2 separate regions of the Homo sapiens genome follow, and region 1 is linked to region 2. A link is a contact called in ENCODE Hi-C or POLR2A ChIA-PET data. All regions are on one chromosome and are shown on one strand. Each heading gives the region's core, a stretch centred on a gene start or an enhancer-like site at or near the end of the contact. The rest is flanking DNA. Distances are from core to core; before and after follow the strand shown.

Evidence for each region. A loop is a pair of places that touch in the nucleus more often than their neighbours do. ChIA-PET counts read pairs that join two places held with the same protein, here RNA polymerase II (POLR2A). Pooled maps may share reads with other maps.
Region 1: a loop to region 2 is called in a pooled map, with 2.8 times the contacts of the local background. The contact joins the enhancer-like site here to the promoter of NRF1 in region 2. A Hi-C loop is called at or near these places in 1 of 50 pooled maps. POLR2A ChIA-PET finds 5 or more read pairs at or near these places in 2 of 52 experiments (WTC11 and activated CD4-positive, alpha-beta T cell).

Annotation. Positions count from the first base shown.
Region 1 is chr7:129,922,637-129,925,336 of GRCh38, forward strand. All of the region lies in intron 1 of UBE2H (ubiquitin conjugating enzyme E2 H), which reads right to left. Among named protein-coding and RNA genes, the nearest start is that of UBE2H, 29 kb to the right of the region's middle. Within about 2 kb of position 1,363, at least 4 of the 41 ENCODE cell types and tissues checked have a DNase peak (open chromatin) inside an H3K27ac peak, as active enhancers do.
Region 2 is chr7:129,610,430-129,613,129 of GRCh38, forward strand. It overlaps NRF1 (nuclear respiratory factor 1), which reads left to right and starts at 1,291. Exons shown (of 11, transcript NM_005011.5): 1 at 1,291-1,395. RefSeq lists enhancers at 709-758, 2,439-2,578 and a silencer at 1,149-2,138.

The sequences.
Region 1 (2,700 bases), core at 113-2,612, 310 kb after region 2:
TTGCAAATTATAAATGGCTCAGCCAAAAATATGAGATAGCAAATATAGCAAAATATTGAGTCTACATAGTAGGGTGGTATACAGATATTTATTTATACTATTCTAATTATATGTATCTGAGTTATTTTGTTTTAGAGATGGGGATCTTGCTATATTGCCCAGACTGACTTGAACTCCTGGGCTTAAACGATCCTCCAGCCTCAGCCTCCCAAGTAGCTGGGACTACAAGTGCACACACAGTGCCTGGCTTGTATCTGAGATTTTTCTTTTTTTTCTTTTTTTTGAGAAGGAGTCTCGCTCTGTCGCCCAGGTTGGAGTGCAGTGGCATGATCTCGGCTCACTGCAAGCTCCGCCTCCCAGGTTCATGCTATTCTCCTGCCTCAGCCTCAGAGTAGCTGGGATTACAGGCACCCGCCACCAAGCCCAGCTAATTTTTTGTATTTTTAGTAGAGACAGGGTTCCACCGTGTTAGCCAGGATGTTCTCAATCTCCTGACCTCGTGATCCACCCGCCTCGGCCTCCCAAGTGCTGAAAGAAAAATTTCCAGTCCATAACTGTTAAACAAGAAACTTAATATTGCCATTATTATGCAATTCAATCTGAATTACCCTTATCAACTAACTTCCAAAATAAAATAAAGTTTTACCTGCTTTTCGTAAGTTTGGTTTTATTCACAACTATGTGGCAGCTAAAATAAAGATCTACAGTCATATCCATGTTAAAGGCCTACTACTATATTTTAACCAATAAATATTACTACCAACCCAGAGTTTGTTCTGCAATATCATTAATCATAATTTGAAGCAGCCCTCTCTTGCTATGGACAAGCTTAGACACTTTTTATGTGACTAGAAGTTATATAGTAATTTAGAAAATCATAAAACTGATAACCAATTTCCTCAATAACATTTCCAAGTAATAAGCCAAATTTAGGTTAAAGAATCTATAACACCTTGGCCAGATGTGGTGGCTCACACCTGTAATCTCAGGTAGGAGAGGTTCTAAAACATGGAAGCTTTCTGAAACCTATTGTTCATAATGCCAGGGATCAGGAACAGTGATGGAGAAATTTACTGGGTTGAAATTACAAAATTATTTGAAATAATTCTCACAAGGGCCTGTCCCATCCACTAAGCCATACTGTCTCTCTAGATGTATTCCACATGAAAAACAAAACTGAAACAAGACACGAGGGAACTGTAAGTTTCCATCAAGTGAACAAATAGATACTCTCACTCCACAGGATAGAATCAGAAGACATTCTTAACTAGCTCCCCATATTGGACAAGGGCCATTAACATCTTGACTCAACTCTACCATCCGTAACAACAGCAAAAACTGATTCATTCACAGAGTAGGCCAAAGTCTGACCTCAGCAGGGCAAACAAAGCATTTGAATTATTAGATAAGCAGATTATGAACACTGGATAGCATTTTAATAATTATACCTTCAGGATGGGCATGGTGGTTCACACTTGCAATCCTAGCACTTCAGGAGGCCAAAGTAATAGGATCACTTGAGCCTGGGAGTTAGAGATCAGCCTGGGCAATATAGTGAGACCCTGTCTCTACAAAAACATTTGTTTAAAATTATACTTTCACAATACTCCATCTAATTCCAGGGATCCATTTCTAGAAATGAAAGGATAACAACACATCATTACTAATGGCGTAAGACTGAGACTTTTCCTAGTTAACATTAACACAGGTTTCTGAATGTGAAATATTTCACTGCCACATTTTAAAATTCCAAATGAAGGTGTTAAAAGGTTTTCTACTTTGAACTTCTAAAAAAGCCCTAGTAAAAATTCATACCAAGAAGGTAATAAATTGCAGAATTTATCTAGTTTTACTGTGCATATTTCTCTGCAAAGAGAATAAGATTCAAAATGAGATTTTATGTCATAACTCTATCTTCAATTCTGTATTCCCTAGAAGGCAATACCAGGTATACATATGGTTGTGAAGGCCTTTTACATTCACACACACACACACACACACACACACACACAGAAAATAAGAGTTGCATGTATAATGTCTACATATAAAATCAGAATATTCAAGTTGGAGAGACTTAAAATCATCTAAACCAACTCCTTATTTGATAGATAAGGACACAGATAACCCAAGAAGGAAGTGAAAGCCCCAAGGTCTCTGAGCCGCACAGAGCCAAGGACGAAAGCCCTGGACGGTCCTCCAGGCAGTCTCCTTTCCTCCCAACACTCTGCCTCTCCTCTACCAACCTTCAACCACCGCTGAACTCCCAAATCAGGTCCTCTGAGTTAAAGGTTGAGGGTACAAGCTAAACTATGAATAAAAAAAAAAAAGTTTAACTTTTTGTTTTCCTTTAATGCTCAAGGTAAGTAATTTTATCACATAAGCCCAGTCCCCCAGCAAAGCAGAACCCGAAAGACATAAGATATTCACAAATGGCCAGGCACGGTGGTTCACGCCTATAATCCCAGCACTTTGGGAGGCCAAGGTGGGTGGATCACGAGGTCAGGAGTTCAAGACCAGCCTGGCCAAGATGGAGAAACCCCGTCTCTACTAAAAATACAAAAATTAGCTGGGCGTAGTGGCGAGCTCCTGTAATCCCAGCTACTCGGGAGGCTGACGAAGAGAATTGCTTGAATCCAGGAGGCAGAGGTTGCAGTGAGCCAAGATTACGCCACTGCACTCCAGACTGGGCAACAGAGCAAG
Region 2 (2,700 bases), core at 41-2,540:
TCACAAACAAACACATCTAATTTAACATGGGGACTCCAGAGACAGAGGAAAGAGTAATGGATCATTTCCAGGTTTCTGGCTTGAGCACTTGGGTGGCTAGTGTTGGCACTCTCCTAGAAAACACTGGAGAAAAAGACATTCAATTTTTGGATATGTTGAATTTTGAGGTTAATAGAATCTTGAAAATTAAAGCTTCCTGATTTTGTTAATCCGTTTTCTGACACCCTTTAGCAATTCTTCAATGCAATGCTTTTCACATTATTATATGCATAAGAATCACCAGGGGTGTGGAGATGGGGATGTGAAAATGCAGGTTCCTAGGCAAACAAGCCAAGATTCTGGATACCAACTGGGTCCCAGGACTCAAAACAATCAGCCTGAGTAATTCTGATGGAGGGAGTCTCCTGACGACACTAAAAAAACAACAAAAACGACCCCTCTGCCGGGCATGGTGTCCTGTAATACCAGCACTTTGGGAGGCTGAGTCGGGAGGATCGCTTGGGCCCAGGAGTTCGAGACCAGCCTAGGCAACATAGGGTGACCACCCACCCCCGTTTCTAAAAGTAAAAAAAGACCCCTCGTGTGTCTCCACCGTTAGGTTGTTTTCCCACTGTCCACCCCTCCCTACTTCTCAGGCACCTGCTTGGGGGCCCCTATTGCTTCGAATAAGCTCCGTGGGAGCCAGGACTTTGTCTTGCTAACAGGTGCATCTTCAGCGCACTCAGAACAATATCTGGCACAGCACGAGACACCTAGAAATGTTCGCCGAACGATCGAATGGCTGAATACATTCATATGTTGCTTTGTACAAAAACTTGCTTTCAAATATCTGGGAAGAGTTAGAGATAGGAAAGCAGAGGTCATTTCAAAGAGAGAGAGTGAGGATACCACCGGGAAGGCAGCGCCGAAAAAACCAGAGGGGAACCACTTGCCGATCCCCCAGGCACAGTCTGGAGGTCCCAATTCCCGCGGTAGGGGGGCGAGAGATGCCACTCGTCTGATCAGCAACCATTTTGGGCCCGCTTGCGCCGCTTCTCCGGGGCGTCCGCGTTGTGCTCATCCAGTTGCTTTTGAGGTTCCGGCCCCCTCCAAACCTCTGAAGCGCTCCGTGCACGCGACGCGGCGGCGGGGTAAGCTGGAGCCCTCGCCGCGAGCCCTCTCCGCTGCCTGCCCGCAGCACAGCCGCGCCGACCTCCTCATCATGGCGGCGGCCGGGCGGGGAAGCCGGGCCGTGCGTCGCGTGCGTGCCCTCTCCCTCCCCTCCCCCTCCTCGGCGGCGGCGGCGGCGGCAGAAGCGGCAGCGCTCGCCATTGCCGCTGGTGGCAGGAGGCTGCGAGGAGCCGGCGCGGTCGCAGTCTCCACGGCGCAGGCCCACGGTAGCGCAGCCGCTCTGAGGTGAGTGCCCTACCGCGCAATCTCCAGCTATTTCAGCCCCGGCGCAGCCGCAACACGCCGCCCGCCCGCCGGCCGGCCGGCCCGCCCCGCAGCCGGCACCCTGCCGCCCCCGGCTCTGGGCCTGGGCCCCCGCCGGATTCGGCCCGCCTCGGGCGGGGGGCCCCGGCCCGGCCCAGCCAAACCGCCACCCCGAGGATGCGCAGGCCGCACTAGGCCCCAGGCGTCCTGGCGGGCTCGGGAGGGAGGCGCTGCCCTCCCGAGAGCCCCAGGGTTCCGGCCTCCTCCGCCGCCTGGGGCTCTCGGGGCCGCGGCCTTCTCCCCGCCGTGGAACCCGGGGCCCGGCCTTCCCGCAGCTCGGGAGCGGGAGGCGCGGGAGAGTGCGCCGGGCCCGGGAGCGGGAGGTGGGCGGGCTGCGCGGGACCGGAGCCGCGGCTCTCGGCTCGCCCCCTCGGCCCTTCCCGGCTCTCGTACGCGGGCGGGCGGGCGGGCGGCGCGGTGGGGCCGGGCTGGGGCGCGGGAGCCGCTGTCTCCTGCGGGAGAGGAGGCTGGCTCTTTGGGCGACCTCCGAAGCTTCCCTCCTGCCGGGGTGGCGTGGGCTTGTTACCCAGGTAGACTGGGGGACGCTGGAATATGGCGCGTTGCCCACCTTCTTGCAAGTTAGGAGGTGGCCGGGGCGGCAGTTCGAGGAGGAGGGCGCAAAGTCCTTTTGTACGCAGAAATAAGGAGCGACATTGTGTTTTCTTCCCCAGCTGAGATGTGCCCGCGGAGGGGCCGCGGTTCTTCCTGTGCCTGGGGTGGTGGTCCCCTGGGTGAGGGAGAGGGGGAGTGGCACGCCCCTCCGAAGGAACAGAACCTTTTGCCACTGGAAAGACAGGGGCTCTGAGATGGCCGTGTGCATGGTATTTTCCCATATCCCCAGACCTTTTCGGGTTTGTCATTGAATGTTGTGCACTCCATCGTGCAATGATGTCTGCTGCCTCTCTCACCTGTTGTGTCGTGGCTGCTGGTCCCAAAGTTTCTGCAGTGTATTTGGCTGTGCCCACCAGAACTTGAAGTTGTTTAAAAATCTTAATACTTGGGGGGCTTCCAGTGATATCTGCTCCAACCAGTTGGAGGAGCTGTTGCCTGCTCTCCATTCTTCTTAAGCATTAGATTAGAATATATTAATTGCTTATTTTAGAGCTGGTGTCAATCGTGCTGATTTCTTTATGTGGTCAGAGCAAAATTCACATTTTTTTAAGTGTTCAGAGACTGCGTATTGAGAGACGCATAAGGAGAAAGGTAGTGTGAGTGAGCCTGTCAGCT